2 separate regions of the Homo sapiens genome follow, and region 2 is linked to region 1. A link is a loop called in an ENCODE intact Hi-C map of the cell type or tissue named here. Cell type or tissue: prostate gland. All regions are shown on one strand.

What was found. Peaks named below come from ENCODE experiments on the same cell type or tissue, not always from the same donor. Only the 100,000 strongest peaks of a DNase experiment are listed, where the experiment ranks them.
Region 2: a loop joins it to region 1, with 2.6 times the contacts of the local background. A loop is called at or near these places in 1 of 110 quality-filtered maps.

What each region holds. Positions count from the first base shown.
Region 1 is chr21:39,947,579-39,955,578 of GRCh38, reverse strand. No RefSeq gene overlaps it. Among named protein-coding and RNA genes, the nearest start is that of PCP4, 84 kb to the right of the region's middle. In prostate gland, no CTCF peak of the experiment used is centred here; no DNase peak of the experiment used is centred here; H3K27ac peaks cover 1,370 bases.
Region 2 is chr21:39,883,273-39,891,272 of GRCh38, reverse strand. The region is part of intron 1 of PCP4 (Purkinje cell protein 4); the gene reads right to left. Among named protein-coding and RNA genes, the nearest start is that of PCP4, 20 kb to the right of the region's middle. In prostate gland, no CTCF peak of the experiment used is centred here; no DNase peak of the experiment used is centred here; H3K27ac peaks cover 2,477 bases.

The DNA of each region.
Region 1 (8,000 bases):
CTAAAAAAAACAAAAAAAAAATAGACTGGTGTGGTAGCACACACCTGCGGTGCTAGCTACTCCAGAGGCTGAGGTGGGAGGATTGCTTGAGCCCAGGAGGCAGAAGTTGCAGGTTTGCAGTAAGCTAAGATCTCGTCATTGCACTCCAGTCTGGGCAACAGAGCTAGACCCGTCTCAAAAAATAAAATAGAATAAAATAAAATAAAATAAAATAAAATAATAAAATAATTTGTAATCTCTGTATGCAGAAATATATTCTTATCAGACAACGGAGGAGCTTTCTTTAAGTACAATACATCACAGCATACGCTGGACACTAAGTACGGGCAACCTGAAGAAGACTGTTCACACAGTGGGACGTCAGCAAACAGTCCAAAAGACGAGCATCAAGAGAAAATCATGACTCAAACTTCAGCAAAGGTATAGGAGCCAGAAACCCCTCAGAGGCAGCAGCTAAACAGCCAGAAGAAATGGGGAAAAGAGAGCACCCCAGTCCGGGGCCCCAAATACATTCATACCTGGTTTTCCAGAGTGGAGCTAGCCCAAGGGCTGTACGAGGCCAATCTGACACTTCTAGAGCTTTCCATGAGTTTCTGGCCCTTCCTCTTCCAATCATTTTAGCCACAGGTCCTGGAGGTGACTTGGAGTTGACAGGGTGAGCCCTGTTCATGGCCCAGCCTTTCCAGCTCTGTGGAGTTGCCAGCGCCTTCACAGAACACGGAAAGGCCATCCACACTGGGCTCTAACATTGCCATCCCTCCTCAACGAAGCCACCAGCTCTCTCCACCAGGTCTCGCTGCACCCTGAGCACAGCTGCTGCAGAGCGCTTCCAACAGGCCGCCTATGACTGTCGGCCTGCTGCATCCTGCAAAACAAAGTGGCACATTTAACATTAGCAGAGGTTTTATTTACATCATTGGCTGCTTAACGACCTACCGTAGATAGTCTTCCGTACTTGTAATAGGTCAGATTAGCTGTGCTTCATTGGTTTCTAGACTGTTCTTTCTGGGAAGTGTTTTTATAGACTCATTAGTCAATCAGCTGGTCTTTGTGAAGGTTACGTGATTTCAGAACATCTCACTTTTGATAGGCAGGAGAGGTGGAAACTGCCCCCAATATCCCTCTAGAATAGTAGTGGTGAGTTAAAGGGATGGTATTAGTTACCTAGAGCTGCTGTCACAGATTACCACAAACCCGGTGGCTTAAAATAACAGACAAGCATTCTCTCACAGTTCTGCAGAAGAAATCCAAAATTAAGATATCAGCAAGACTATGCTCTCTCCAAAGGATCTAGGGGAGAATGGATACCTTGTCTCTTCCAGCCTCTGGTGGCCATCTGCATTCCTGTGGCAGGCCAGGTCTCACTACCAGCTGAGCAGGCAGCCTCCACGACAGCGGTTTCGGCACTGACTGAGTGGTTAAGTTAAATACTAAAAGCTGAAAGAGGTTGGGCATGGTGGCTTACGCCTGTAATCCCAGCACTTTGGGAGACAAAGGCGGGCAGATCACAAGGCCAGCAGTCTGAGACCAGCCTGACCAATATGGTGAAACCCCATCTCTACTAAAAATACAAAAATTAGCTGGGCGTGGTGGCAGGCACCTGTAGTCCCAGCTACTTGGGAGGTTGGGACAGGAGAATTGCTTGAACCTGGGAGGCGGAGGTTGCAGTGAGCCAAGATTGCGCCACCGCACTCCAGCCTCAGCAACAGAGCGAGACTCTGTCTCAAGAAAAAAAAAAAAAAAAAAAAAAAAGGCTGAAAGCCCCAGCGTCCTTATACAAAAGCTGGAATGTAACAAAAGCCCACCAAGAGTTTTGCCCAGGCCTTTCCTGGGCCTTGAAGCATGACAAGATAACAAAGGAATTCTTAACAGGACCTGTTTAGGATTAAACAAGTTTTATCGTGGGTCTGAAGAATCTCTCCAGATCTTCACAAACAAGTTTTATTGGGAACTCCCCAAACCTCCCTGATTTAGCAGGTGACAAGATAAGGGTAATCATCTCTGGCACCTGGACCCATCTACATTAAGTAAATTTACTGAGGCTCCAGAGGAAGGTCTTCAGGACTCAGACCTTAGTTATAGATTAGAAGTTAATCACTTATATCTTTGGATGAATGCACACTTACATGTACACATTAGCTTAGAAGGTATATAAGCTCCGGAAAACTTTGTAATTTTGAGTTGGCCCGGTGATATTTTCCTGGCCTTCTCCCTGTCCCTGGTTACAGAAATAAACTTTCATCTTTCCCAGTTCATCTACATCTCATTACTGGGCTGTGAGAATAAGCACCCCTACCCTCGATTCAGTCTGGGGACATTCCTTGGCTTGGGACTGTCTCTCTGCACTCTATGCCTCTGTGGTCACATGGTCACCTTCTCTTCTGTCTGTGTAATCTTCCTCTGTGTTGTTCTTATAAGGACGCTTGCCATTGGATTTAGGGCCTACCCAGATAACCCAGGATAATCTCATCTCAAGATTCCTAACTTCATTACATATGCAGAGACAGGGTCTGGGGTCTCTGCCTTTTCCCAAGTAAGGTCGCATCGACAGATTCTGGAGATTAGGATGCAGACATATCTTTTTGGGGACAAACTATCCCGGTTTTCCAGGGACTGAGGGGTTTCCCAGAACATAAGAAGTTTAATGCCAAAATGGAGACTAATTGATTACCCTAACTCTGAGAAACAGATCCCAGAAGAGGAACACCCTTAGGCAGAGTTAGGCAGTGGTTCTCAAAGAAGTGGCCTGGACCAGCAGTACCAGCATCAACTGGGTATTTGTTAGAAATGCACATTCTTAGGCCCCACCCCAGACCTACTGAATCAAAAACGCTGAGGATGAGCGTCCAAAATCCGTCTTAGCAAGTTCTCCAGGTGATTCCAATATACACTGAAGTCTGAGAACCTTTGGAGAAAAACTTAAGTCTTGGCCAAAAAAGCACAAAAAAGCAGAGAACAAAACCCAACTGGAACGTTAGTTCTCTGTGCTGGCAGCACATTTGAATCCTTTGAAAAGCTTTGTGAAAATCCTGATGCCCAAGCCCTATAATTGGTCTGGGGAGGAGCCCACACAATGGTGCTTTTACAGAGCTTCCCAGGTGACTATTATGTGTGGCAGGACTCAGCACCTAAGCCACGAGGCTCCATCCAAGAGCAGCTTAATGAGCACGTGAGCAAGTGAGGGGCTCCAAAGAGGTTGCTTGCTCCTTTGTGCACTAAATCACAGAATACGCACTAGGCTTTTATTTTGAACTTAAAAAGAGTGAAAGACCATATTTCCTTGGTCTACATCTACAGATGGACAACAAAATGTAATTTCAGAGTAATTTGGCAAGCAGAAGTATGTGAATAGCTTAGGAGCAAAACAAAACAAAACAAAAGTTCCCAAATTAAGATAGAACAAAATGAAGGTGTGATGTGGAGGAAGGGTAGAAATGCCGAATATTTTCTCTGAGGTGAGAGGCTATTTTCCACACCTGGCAAAGTGAGCCCACCAGGAAACCACAGCAGGTTGACAGGGGATGCCGCACTCTGCCATTATGCACGTAGCCATTGCAGCAATATTTTGACTTCTGTCTTTTTTTCCGCACTGCTGCAGCTGTGGCCAGGATTCCCTCGCAGTTCCCAAGAGAAGGGAGTACACCATGCCATGCAGGACCAGTCGGGAGGCTGGGGAAATCCTGGCCCGGAGCCCTCATGATGGTTTCCATGGTGAAGCAGAGTAGATAAGTTTGAGCAAGTTTAGGATTGGATAGTTTGAATAATTTCAGCAGGCTCTGGGCTAGAGAGATGGTCTCTAGTTGTCCAGTACCTGACCTTTGGGGCAATTTAGGGCAGAGAAAACATTGGCTTGGTATATGAGCGTTTGATAAAAGAGGTGGTTGGTGATTTGGGCTTTCTTTTATTGTTTTGCACATGAAAGGCGTGTTTGCAGGGAAAATGTTTGCTATGTCGGGAATTCGCTAGCGCTGGAAGGGATCGTCTCTCCAGGCCCCAGAATAGCAAAGCATCAGCAAAGCATCATAAAATGCAAAAAATACACATATGACTAATATACCCACATAATCTAAAATCACAGGGCTCTTACCCTCAGGTATGCCTCATAGGGAACCTGAGCTTGTTAAACCGGGAAGCTGGTGATGCAGATCTGGGAGCCAACTGAGTAGAAACCATGGGTCTGCCTACGATTATCCCGCAGAGAAGGAATAAGGGGAGTGCGGTGCCCAGAGCGACTCTTCCATGTATTAGTGAGCAGGAGGAAAGGAACACCCAATAACGGGGAGAGAAGAAACCAGCAGAGAGGAAACACAGTGACAAGAGGATAGGGAACTCTGGGATTGTCCCCCAGAGGGTCAGCCAGGATTATCACCAGTGATATTTGGAGGGAAGGAAGGGAGGGCCAGCTCTCATATGCCAGGTGGGTAATTTTTTTCCAGAAATGCAGACAACTTTTTTAAAGAAAATTGGCTGTGAGGAGAAGGACAGGAGTCTTAGTAAATACCAGAGTAATGGAATGACTTTGTTTTTAAAGCCAGAGTAGACTTGACCATATTTTTACAGGAAGAACGGGGACCATGATGTGGAAGAAACGGAATGCTCACGTAAAGGAGAACTGTGGAGCAGCTTTTTTGGACAGCTAGGAGGAGAGTGATCCGGCACACAGGGCAACGGGGCAACTTTATAAGGGAACAGACATTTCTTCATAAACAGGAGTGAGAAGAGAGATGAGGCTAAGCCACGCCGTCCATAAGAGGAATGAAATTAGGATTTATATTGGAATGGCTTCAGTCTGCTCAGTAACATGGGAGGTGAGATCATCTGCTAAGACTTCAGGGAGCAGCTGACAGTGGATAAGCGTTTAAAGAGAATTTAAAGGGTATGTGGCAGCTACTGGGGAAAACCAGCAGAGTCAACTCTGAAAGAAGGAATGACCTGCAGGGAGGATGGACAGAGGTTAGAGCTCAGGGGGACACTGGGGAGCAGGTGTTCCCAAAAACAGGAGCATTGATTGAAAGTCTGTGTAAGGGCAGTTACCTCCCAAGCTGTCCACCTCCACCCGGCATGAGGCTGAAGTTCATTCTCTAGAGAGACTGAAATAGAGGCATCACTGAGGTTAAGAGAATTCAATAAAAATGGACACACTAAAGGGTAAGACCCCTGAGCCCCTTCAGTTCAGAGCACATGCGTTGCCAGACTTATACTCTTCCCGCTACACACTCATGCTAGGACTTTGAGGATTTCTCCTGAGCCCTAACAATGATCCAAACATAATAATGGAAAGACCCAGCCAAACCTCCCTACCTTGAAGCCATGGGTCAGCAAGCCTTGCCCACAGATACTTTGGAATGCACTGCCTTTAAATATGAACTATCAGCAGACATTTCACAAAAGCATCTACAAGCACAGGGTTTCTCAGCCTCAGCACTATTATGATTTGCAGCTGGAAAATCCTTTGCTATGGCAAGGTGTATTAGTCAGGGTTCTCTAGAGGGACAGGACTAATAGGATAGATGTATATATGAAAGGGAGTTTATTAAGGAGCATTGACTTACACGATCACAAAGTGAAGTCCTGCAATAGGCCATCTGCAAGCTGAGAAGCAAGAAGGCCACTCCAAGTCCCAAAACCTCAAAACTAAGAAGGGGACAGTGCAGCCTTCAGTCTGCGTCCAAAGGCCTGAGAGCTCCTGGCAAACCACTGGTGTAGGTCCAAGAGTCCCAAAGCTGAAGAACTTGGAGTCCAATGTTCTAGGGCAGGAAGCATCCAGCACAGGAGAAAGATGAAGGCCAGAAGACTCAGCCAGTCTAGTTCTTCCATGTTCGTCTGCCTGCTTTATTCCAGCTGTACTGGCAGCTAATTAGATTGTACCCACCCAGATTGAGGGTGGGTCTGCTTTTTCCTGTCCACTGACTCAAATGTGAATCTCCTTTGGCAATACCCCTACAGACACACCCAGGAACAATACTTTGCATCCGTCAATCCAATCAGGTTGACACTCAGTATTAACCATCACAGGGGGCTATTCTGTGCATTGTAAAATGCTTAGCAACATCCCTGGCCTCCACCCGCTAGATGCTAGCAGCACCCACGCCAGTTGTGACAACTCAAACTATTTCCAGCTATTGACAAATATCTATTGAAGATGAAATATCTGCCTACTCCCAACCCAGTTGAGAATCACTTATTTAACATGAAAGGAAAGACAAACTCTAAAAAATAAAAAATAGAAAAAAAGAGATGTTGCAGGGAGCATAATATATCTTTTGGGGAAAAAACTGTAATTAACATCCTAATAGCTATGAGTAGATACTTTTTAAATAAAATCAGAAAAAAGTGTGATTACAAAAAAAATAGATTCAAGCAACTAAAAATAGACATAGGAAACTAAAAATATCAGGTCAAAATGAAAAACAGATGCATTGAAAGGCAAAATTGAAAAAAGAAATCTTCCAGCTAGTAAGACAAAGTGACAGAGAGATGAAAATGGGAGAGAAAAATAAACAAAATAAAAGGATCATTCCAGGAAGCCAACATCCATATAACAGATATTTTAGAAAGTTACTTCAGATAAAAATGGAGAATAAATTACCAAATAAATAATTTAGGAATATTTCCAGGAACTGAAGGATGCAAGACTCCAGTTGGAAAGTTACCTTTAAACATCCAGTACAAATGGATGAAAGACACTTACCTCAATGCAATCCATGTAAATTTTCAGAAAACTGGGGCTAAAGAGAAGAATTTTAAGTATTTTAGAGTAAAAACTAGGGCACAAAAGATTGGAAATGAGAATGGTGTTGGATTCCTCTTCAGCAATAATGGAAGCTATACAATAAAGAACAATTCAGAGTCTTAAGAAACAGTGCCACGTGTTGAAAAGGATGGGCAACTACTAAAAATCTCATGCGTTGCTGGCAAAAATGCAAAATGGCACAGCCACTTTGGAAAACAGTTTGGCCATTTCTTATAAACTTAAGTACAAACTTACCATATGACCTAGCAATACCACTCATTGAAAAAGAAATGAAATAAACACATATATGCACACAAAGACTTGTATGCTAATGTTTGTTTCAGAATGAATAATAAAATCCCAAAATGGATGCAAATAAATTGTCTATCAGTTGTTGAAGGGATGGTACAGGATATCCATACTAGGGAATACTACTCTGCCATAAATTGAAATGAAATACTGGCATACACAACAACATGGATGAATCACAAAACATACTAAATAAGAAGTTAAACACAACAGTCTACGTAATGTATGATTCCTTTTATATGAAGTTCTGGAAAAGGCAAATCTATAGTGACACAAAGCAGAGCACTGGCTGCCTGAGGTTCAAATATAGAGGGGCATGAGGAATTGTTTTAGGGTGATAGGACTGTTCTGTATCTTGATAGTAGTAGCCGTTACACAGCTGTATACAGTCACCAAAATCATAAAACTGTATACTTTTTAATGAGTGATCATTATTGCTTGTAAATTATGTATCAGTAAAGCTAATAAAAGAGTATTAAAAACCAAAAAAATAATTGTTCACCCCCTAAAATTGTATACCTAGCCAAACTATCATTCAATTAAAGTGTTAAGAAAAATACATCTTAAAAATGCAGAAATTCAATACCTTCTAGGTCCCCTTTCTTCACCTTTCTTAACAGGATCCTAAAGATATATTCCATCCACATGAGAAAGACAACCATGAAAGAGGAATGAACATATGATGACCTAGGACAGGAGAAATACTGAACAGCTCCCTGAAGGATAATGAATAGACACTCCAGGATGGAATCTGTGCCAGAGCCCTACTGGAGCATGAAGATGGAGGAAGAGTCTCTGAAAAAAAATTTGAAAAAAGGAAACTACAGGTTACTCTTGAGACCTTTGAATATATTAAGGAAAAATATATTTTTGGTGGAAAGTCCAGCATTAAAATAGTGGTAACTACATAAAAACTAAGCAAAGGTAAAATTAGAAAATTATTAACTCCAGGAAAGAA
Region 2 (8,000 bases), 64 kb after region 1:
GGCAGCCACCCACGGGGGTCCTCAGAGAGGGCCTAGTGACACATGAGAGGTGTCTGACTCAGCACATAGACAAGGCTGGGTGACTATTTTTTTTTCACTAAGTTGCAAAATCACAAACAATCCCTTCATATTCAATACCCTGCTAGTTGAACAGACCACATCAAGTTCCACGTGAATAGTTGGCCTTGGATCCATTTCTGTCTGTACTTTGAGCTTAGAATGGACATAAAGATATGTCTGAACATAAGTATGCTACATTTAGGAGCTGTGCAACATCATCAATACCTAGGTCTTCAGTTCAGGGCTTGAACAGAAAATGTGCTGGCATCCCAAACATCACTAACAGTCCCACAAACAAATTCCTTTGAAAACAAAAAACTCAATTACTTCTCAGTCTACTATTCTTCCTTGTGAAATCCATTACAAAATCACAGTGTTCTTGAAATAGCCACCACTGGATAAGGCAAGCAAGGCATTTCCCCTGGGCACAAAATTTAAGAGGGCTCCAAGAAACTCAGTAATCAAAATAAATCATATGTTAACGCAATATTTTTCAAATAAAAAGTACTGCAAAAAGTCATGATGAACAAAATATTAAAATTTTGTCCAGGCACGGTGGCTCATGCCTGTAATCCCAGCACTTTGGGAGGCCGAGGTGGGTGGATCACCTGAGGTCAGGAGTTTGAGACCAGCCTGGCCAACATGGTGAAAACCCGTCTCTACTAAAAATGAAAATTAAAAAAAAAAAAATGAGCTGGGTGGGGTGGCAAATGCCTGTAATCCCAGCCACTCTGGAGGCTGGGGCAGGAGAATCGCTTGAACCTGGGAGGCAGAGGTTGCACTGAACCGAGATCATGCCATTGCACTCCAGCCTGGGCAACAAGAGTGAGGCTGTCTCAAAATAAATAAATAAATAGATAACGAAATATTAAAATTTGAAATAGACAGGATTGGAATGACCGATATTTCCTTCTGTCTTGGGCTTCAGTGTGGCTCAATCCAACTCTAGTCACTATGTCTCCCTGAAGTAAGGAAAAGATTGGAGAAACCCAGTAATTCCAAGCTTTCAGAAAATTATTCTAATACAGTCATTGAAACCTTTTCATTGTATCATGGGCCATGCCTGGGCCTGAAGGACTTCTGTGGTTGTTTTGAGAGTGTTTATTACACGACTTCTAGAATGCTGCAGTGGAAGGCCTCGCTTCCACCCTTTGTTGTCTATACCCATAAAATCAGTGTGCTATTCATACATCAGTTAGAAGCCAACTCACCCAAACCTGTTTTATCATTTATCATAACCCAGAACACGAGACAGATCATGCCTATTTGGGAAATAATTCAGCCCAGTACACTTTGTTCCATCTTTAGGATAAAATACAAGTTCCCATTAAAAGACACGTATTTTTCATTCCAGAGATTGAAGAGTATGAAATGTGAAATGAATTCCAGCTGGTTAAATTTGGGGTCCAAACTGCAGTCTAATAATATTTTTTTCTGAATGTATGCCTCTAGCATTTAAGTGGGTAAATCTGTATTCACTCTAAGAACTTGGTTTGAGGCTGGGCACGGTGGCTCACGCCTGTAATCCCAGCACTTTGGGAGGCCGAGGCAGGCAGATCACGAGGTCAGGAGATAGAGACCATCCTGGCTAACACAGTGAAACCCCATCTCTACTAAAAATACAAAAAATTAGCCAGGCGTGGTGGTGGGTGCCTGTAGTCCCAGCTACTCAGGAGGCTAAGGCAGGAGAATGGCGTGAACCCGGGAGGCGGAGCTTGCAGTGAGCCGAGATCGTGCCACGGTACTGCAGCCTGGGTGACAGAGCAAGACTCTGTCTCAAAAAAAAAAAAAAAAAAAAAAAGAACTTGGTTTGATATTTAATTTGGTGAGATATGGTTGGACTGGGCGGGGGGCTCACCACTTTTGAAGACCCCTAAGGGTTAGGGAATAAGGAGGCTTCTGAAGCTGTCAGGGCCCAGGTCATCTCCAAATTTCTTAGGGTGCCATACACTCCTCCCTTTCTTTCCCATCTCCCCAGTAGACTTGCCTATGTGGCCACCAAATATTCGTAAGAGCTTTATTCATGAATCTGGCTTTGGCAACACTAGAAAGAAAGAGAGCATCCTCATGCTGCCAGATCCACAGGGGACAAGGGACAACTGGACCCACAGAGGCCCCTGGCTCACAGAGGCGTTCCCTCTCGGCCCCGTGATCAAGCCACGCAGGGATGGAAGTGAAATGGGCTCCTCCCAGTCTTGCTGTCAGCCTCTCACGGCTACGGCACAGGAAAACTTCTCTAGTTAAAGGACTGTGGTGTCTCCCAGGCTAAGAAGTAAAGACTACTTTTTAAAGTGAAACGTAGAAATTAGGTACCTTTACCAATGTGCAAAGCTGTCAGGAGAAAAAGTCACGGGTACAGGGTCAGACAGGTACCCAGACTCAGCCAGGTCAGGGGACCAACTCCTGGACTGTTCATTTTTGCCTTTGCTGAGCCAGGTCCTGGGCTGGGCCCGAGGGTCCCAAGCAGAAGGGACCCACTGCTTCCACTTTGGTGGCTCACAGCCTGGAGGGCCGGGCAGAGAATAAAGCAACCATCTCAGCGTGGAGGGGAGGAGCTGAGACCCAAGAATGATTGACATCGGGGGCAGCGGGGGAGTCCCCTAACTCACACCGCTGTCAGCTCTTGAGGGAGGTGTGCCAACCACTGACTGTCCCCACCAGCTGCGTATCACTGGAGAAATTCCTCATTGAAGTCTCAGTTCCCTCCCTGCCAAAGAAAAATGATAATCCATGCCTCCTACTGGCCACATCTAAGGAGCCTGGACCCAGCAGCCACGCTCCCCCCACTTATCCATCAGTGACAGCGTTTACCACAACAGCCATTGTTGAGTGATGTTAAATGGGTGGTTTATGAAAAGAAAGGAAGTATTTGTTCCTGAGTCCTCTTTAAAATTTTGCCCCCCGTTCCCAACGTCTGACTTCTGTTGGCCCCTGTCTACCACAGAGTTGCTGAGATTCTGCAAAGGAAGGAAAATAAATCCATCTCGTTCTCATGGTGGCTTGAAAGCTCTTGTTAGCAAGTGCTACTTAACAGCGTCTATCCCCCGGTGCTGTGTCTTCTCGTAAGTTATTTTTCTCCACAGTGCTGTCTTCTTTTTGTGCTGTAGCATCCTGATATCAACACTTCTAATGGTTTCAGGGTTTTTAGCTCCCCTGGAATGGCAGCATCTCGACAAGCAGTTCCCTAGATGGATCATAAAAAAGGGGAAAAACACGAATCCGCATATCTTTGGTATATATTGCACATGGGGACCATGAAGTTTCAGATATTGCATATTCCTCGCACAATTAATACCCCACACAGCAGAGACACAAAATGCAGGACTGCCTCCAGTCACCCCAGTAAGCCCTTCTAAGGGTTTCTTGTCTGCTTTCTCTGAATCACCCTGTTTATAAAGAAACAAAAAGGCCTGTTACTATGGTATTATATGTAATGTTATTTTGACGAAGGCTAATCAGGCTCTTAGATGATCCATCTTTGAATGAACAGAGAAGCAAAGCACAGGGATTGCACAGTGAAATGGCATCAACAGCCGGGCAGGTAAGCACGTAGCTGAAGACTGCTTGAGGCCACCTCGATCATTAAGCAAATGGATTCTCAGGAACATTGAAGACCTATCATCAAAGGCAACTTCAAAATCAAAGTTGCTGAATTTGTCTGATGAGCAGAAGAGACTTTTATGCCTACATTTTGTGACAGAGACAGAAAAGATTTAATTTCTCGCCAGTGATATTTTTGTCATCTATAATTCTCCTAATAACATTCCAAAAATTGAGCATTAATTTAATCCCTAAAGGTGTAGAAATTCATGTCAAAAGAAAACTTCAGCTAGAAGGTTTTTTAAAAAAAAAAAAACCAAAAAACAAAAAAAAAGTTGGTTAAAAAAAAGTGATGGGATTTTCAATGACAAAGGCATTAACCTTTCTAATTCCTCCTCTCTTCTTTCATTCTCACCTCTGGAAGACCCAAAGGCTGAAATTCTGCCTCAAATACTACGTTCTATTCCTGTCATTTTTTTATCCTGACCTTTATGGTAAGAGAATTAATTAGCATCACTGCAGTTTAGGCAAACCATTTATAAACGTACCATCATTTTCAGGTATCCACGATTTATTTTATTGGAATTAATTTTATACTTTTTTTCACAGCTATATTTTTAAAATTCGCATTTTCTACTTTAAAAAAATTCTTCTTTGTGCCAATTTTCATGCTGAAGAACACTGTTTTCTATTTGCAAAAGTAGGATATGGCCGTTGTGAAATTTTTGGAACATAAATGAGCAAGGAAAAATGCAAAAAGCCACCTACAATTCAACTAATCAGAGTTAATCCATGTTAATACTTCAGAATATTTTCTTTTCATCTTCTTATAGGTGGACATATATATAGTCTCTCTTTTATAAAACCAACCACATGCCATATATATAATTTCATAAAGATATACATTACAACTTAAGGAACAGTTGCTATTTAATGACTTCTGTGTGGACTCTTCTAATTTCACAGATTTCACAGTGAAATGTCCAGCCCACACTGTTGAGTTCATTTGGAACTCCCTCTGACTTTTCAAATCTTACATATTTCATACTTGTCACTTGTTTATTTTTGAGATGGAATTTCTCTTTTGTTGCCCAGGCTGGAGTGCAATGGTGTGATCTTGGCTCACTGCAACCTCCACCTCCCAGGTTCAAGCAATTCTCCTGCCTCAGCCTCCCAAGTAGCTGGGATTACAGGCATCTACCACCATGCCCAGCTAATTTTGTATTTTTAGTAGATTTGTATTTTAGTAGATTTAGTATTTTTACTAGTATTTTACTAGTATTAGTGTATTTAGTAGATTTGTATTTTAGTAAAATAAGCCACTTGTTTATTCAACTTGGCTCAACAAAGACTCATGGTGACGACTTTTGTGTTGCTGTCAGTTTCCTGAAAATTAATATCATAGAAGGTTCTGAATGGTCCTTGACATTGGGCAGAGCTACTACCACTTTTGCAGTATGGTGGGCTGAATTGGGACCTCCACCCACAATTCACATGAGGAAGCCCTAACCCCAAGTACCCCACAGTGTCATCCTATTGGAAGATAACATCTTTGCAATCGAGTAAAGAGAGCTCATTAGAATGGGCTCTAATCAAATAGGACTGTGTCCTTATTAAAAGGGACAATTTGAACACAGACATGCAGAGGGAAGACAGTGTGGACACACAGGGAGAAGACAGCATCTACAAGCCCGGAAGAGGGGCCTGGAGCAGATTCTCCCTCATGGTGCTCAGAAGGAACCAACCCGGCAGACACCAGGATTGTAAACTTCTGGTCTCCAGAACTATAAGAGAATACATTTCTGTTGTTTAAGCTGCCCGCAGACTAATTAATACATTCAGACAGCAACATAGGAAAGAACAGACTCATCCACAGGAGCTGATAGAAGCACGCTCAGGAAAGAAAGCCGGGCAAAGTCTGGCTCCCAGGCTCTGGGGCCTGTCCTGGCGTCCTGTCCCAGGGGAGGGAGAGGGTGCCTGGCTTTGGGGGATGCCCAGGGCACAGGGGAGGGCATCTCCTTCAGCGCAGCTTGGGTGTGTGCCCTCTGCAGGGGGATGTGACTCCACGGGCATGGGCTGAATTCTCTCCTGAACCCCAAACCACATGGAGGTAGGACACTCCCTGGGCTAGAAAGAAGAGATGTGTCCTCCCTCAACCACATGCCCAGAACTGTTTCTCCAGCCCCGAGCCAGAGGTTTCCCCAGCCGCCAGCCTGATGTCCTTCTCGGCTGCCTTGTGAGGGCAGCGCCTGGCAGAGGGACAAGCTGTGGTCAGAGCAGAGGGAGGGCAACCGGGAGCTCCGCTGGGCCTCAGGCTCGCGGCTAGGCCTCAGGCTCGTTGCTTCTTAGCAACCAACACCTCCCACAGCCCTGGCTCCCCTGGGACTACATGGTTGAATAGCCCCCTGGAGCAGGAGCAGGTGGCGCTTGCTCAGTGTCAGTTTGAGAAGGAGCAGGACAGAAACCCATTTAACGGCTCTGGCTAAGGCTGCTGTTCAGAATCAAAAGCGTTCCCATTCATTGAATGCCCTCCCTGCAGTCAGAGATCCTGGCATAATTTACAAGGACCAGGAACATAGGTCACTCTGGTGTCATTTTGTTACTTTTCTATACTTCAGCTATTCATTATAAAGTAACATTTATAAACTGTCGCACTATGAGATTTAATTGACTTAAAAGCTGATATGATCATGCTATACTCAAAACGGTGTAAATACCTTGCATCGTAATTGGGCTTATTTTTATTTAAGGTGTGCTGGTGAAGAATGTGGGCTCTAGGGCCAAGGGTAGAAAGAAAGGACTGACTATAAGCACACAAATAAACTTTTCAGGTGATAGAATAATCTCTGTCTCTCTCTCTCTCTCTCTCTCTTTTTAAGACGGAGTCTCCTCTGTCACCCAGCCTGGAGTGCAGTGGCATGATCTCCACTCACTGCAACCTCTGCCTCCTTGGGTTCAAGCAATTGTCCTGTCTCAGCCTCCCGAGTAGCTGGGATTACAGGCACATGCCACCACGCCTGGCTAACTTTTGTAATTTTAGTAGAGACAAGGTTTTGCCATGTTGGCCAGGCTGGTCTCGAACTCCTGACCTCAGGTGACCTGCCTGCCTCAGCCTCCCAGAGTGCTGGGATTACAGGTATGAGCCACCATGCCTGGCCAGAATAGTCTATATCTCAATTATAAGACTGCATGTCAGCTGGGTGCGTTGGCTCACTCCTGTAATCCCAGCACTTTGGGAGTCTGAGACAGGCGGATCACCTGAGGTCGGGAGTTTGAGAACAGCCTGACCAACATGGTGAAACCCCGTCTCTACTAAAAATACAAAATTAGCTGGGCATGGTGGTGCATGCCTGTAATCCCAGCTACTTGGGAGGTTGAGGCACGAGAATTGCTTGAACCTGGGAGGCGGAGGTTGCAGTGAGCCAAGATCACACCATTGCACTCCAGCCTGGGCAACAAAAGAGAAATTCCATCTCTCAAAAGAAAAAAAAAAAAGACTGCATATGTCAAAACTCATCGAACATACAACTAAAAGGGGTAGATTTTACCACATGTAAATTACACCTTAATAAACTTAACCTCAAAAATAAGTGTGCTGGAATCCAACTACCCAGGTAATCCCAGCCCTGGTCCCCAGCAGCTGTGTGGCCCAGTTCAGGTCACTTAACTTCTCTGAGCCTCAGTGTCTGTTTTTATTACATGAGAATAACAATATACCCACCTCATTAATGTGTGAGAACTAAATGAGATAAAAACACTCACATTGCATGGATTTGGTTTCTAAGAAAAATCAGAGAGCAAAATAATGGTAAAACAGGCTTAAGAAGAGATGTTTCTCCTTTTTTTTTCATTGTATTCAACTTGCAATATAGTAAAAGTAATGAAAACAGTGCATTGAGCTCACAGTTGAAACACTGGGAGTAAATATGGCTGAATCACCACAAATAAATGATTCTGCTCCTCAAAGCCTTGGCTTCTTTATTTGACCAGTTTCTTTTTCATGGTGAATTAAAATAAAATAGAATACAGAAAATATGTACCTCACATGGATGTCAAGAGACTCCAAACAAAGAATACTGAGATTTGTGTCATTTTTCTCATGAAGGACGTAGGCTCTACCTGTGTTACGAAGTTGTTAATTTCAGCTGAAGTTTCCTGGATCTCTGATTCCAACGGATGCATTTTGTGTGTTTTGTACAAATCACAGCTCATATTTTTTTCTAGAAAGGGAAAATACAGGAGGAGGGAACGCTGATGACAAAGAAGAAATGTGGATGGAAGACTGGGAGAACTCAGTGGCCCTGTTACAAGGTGTGTGCATCTGCTCTAATCAGCAGCCTCTCCCCAAACCAGAGGTTGGGTCAAAGGGCCCAGGAATCAACATGCAAGCACCTCCATTT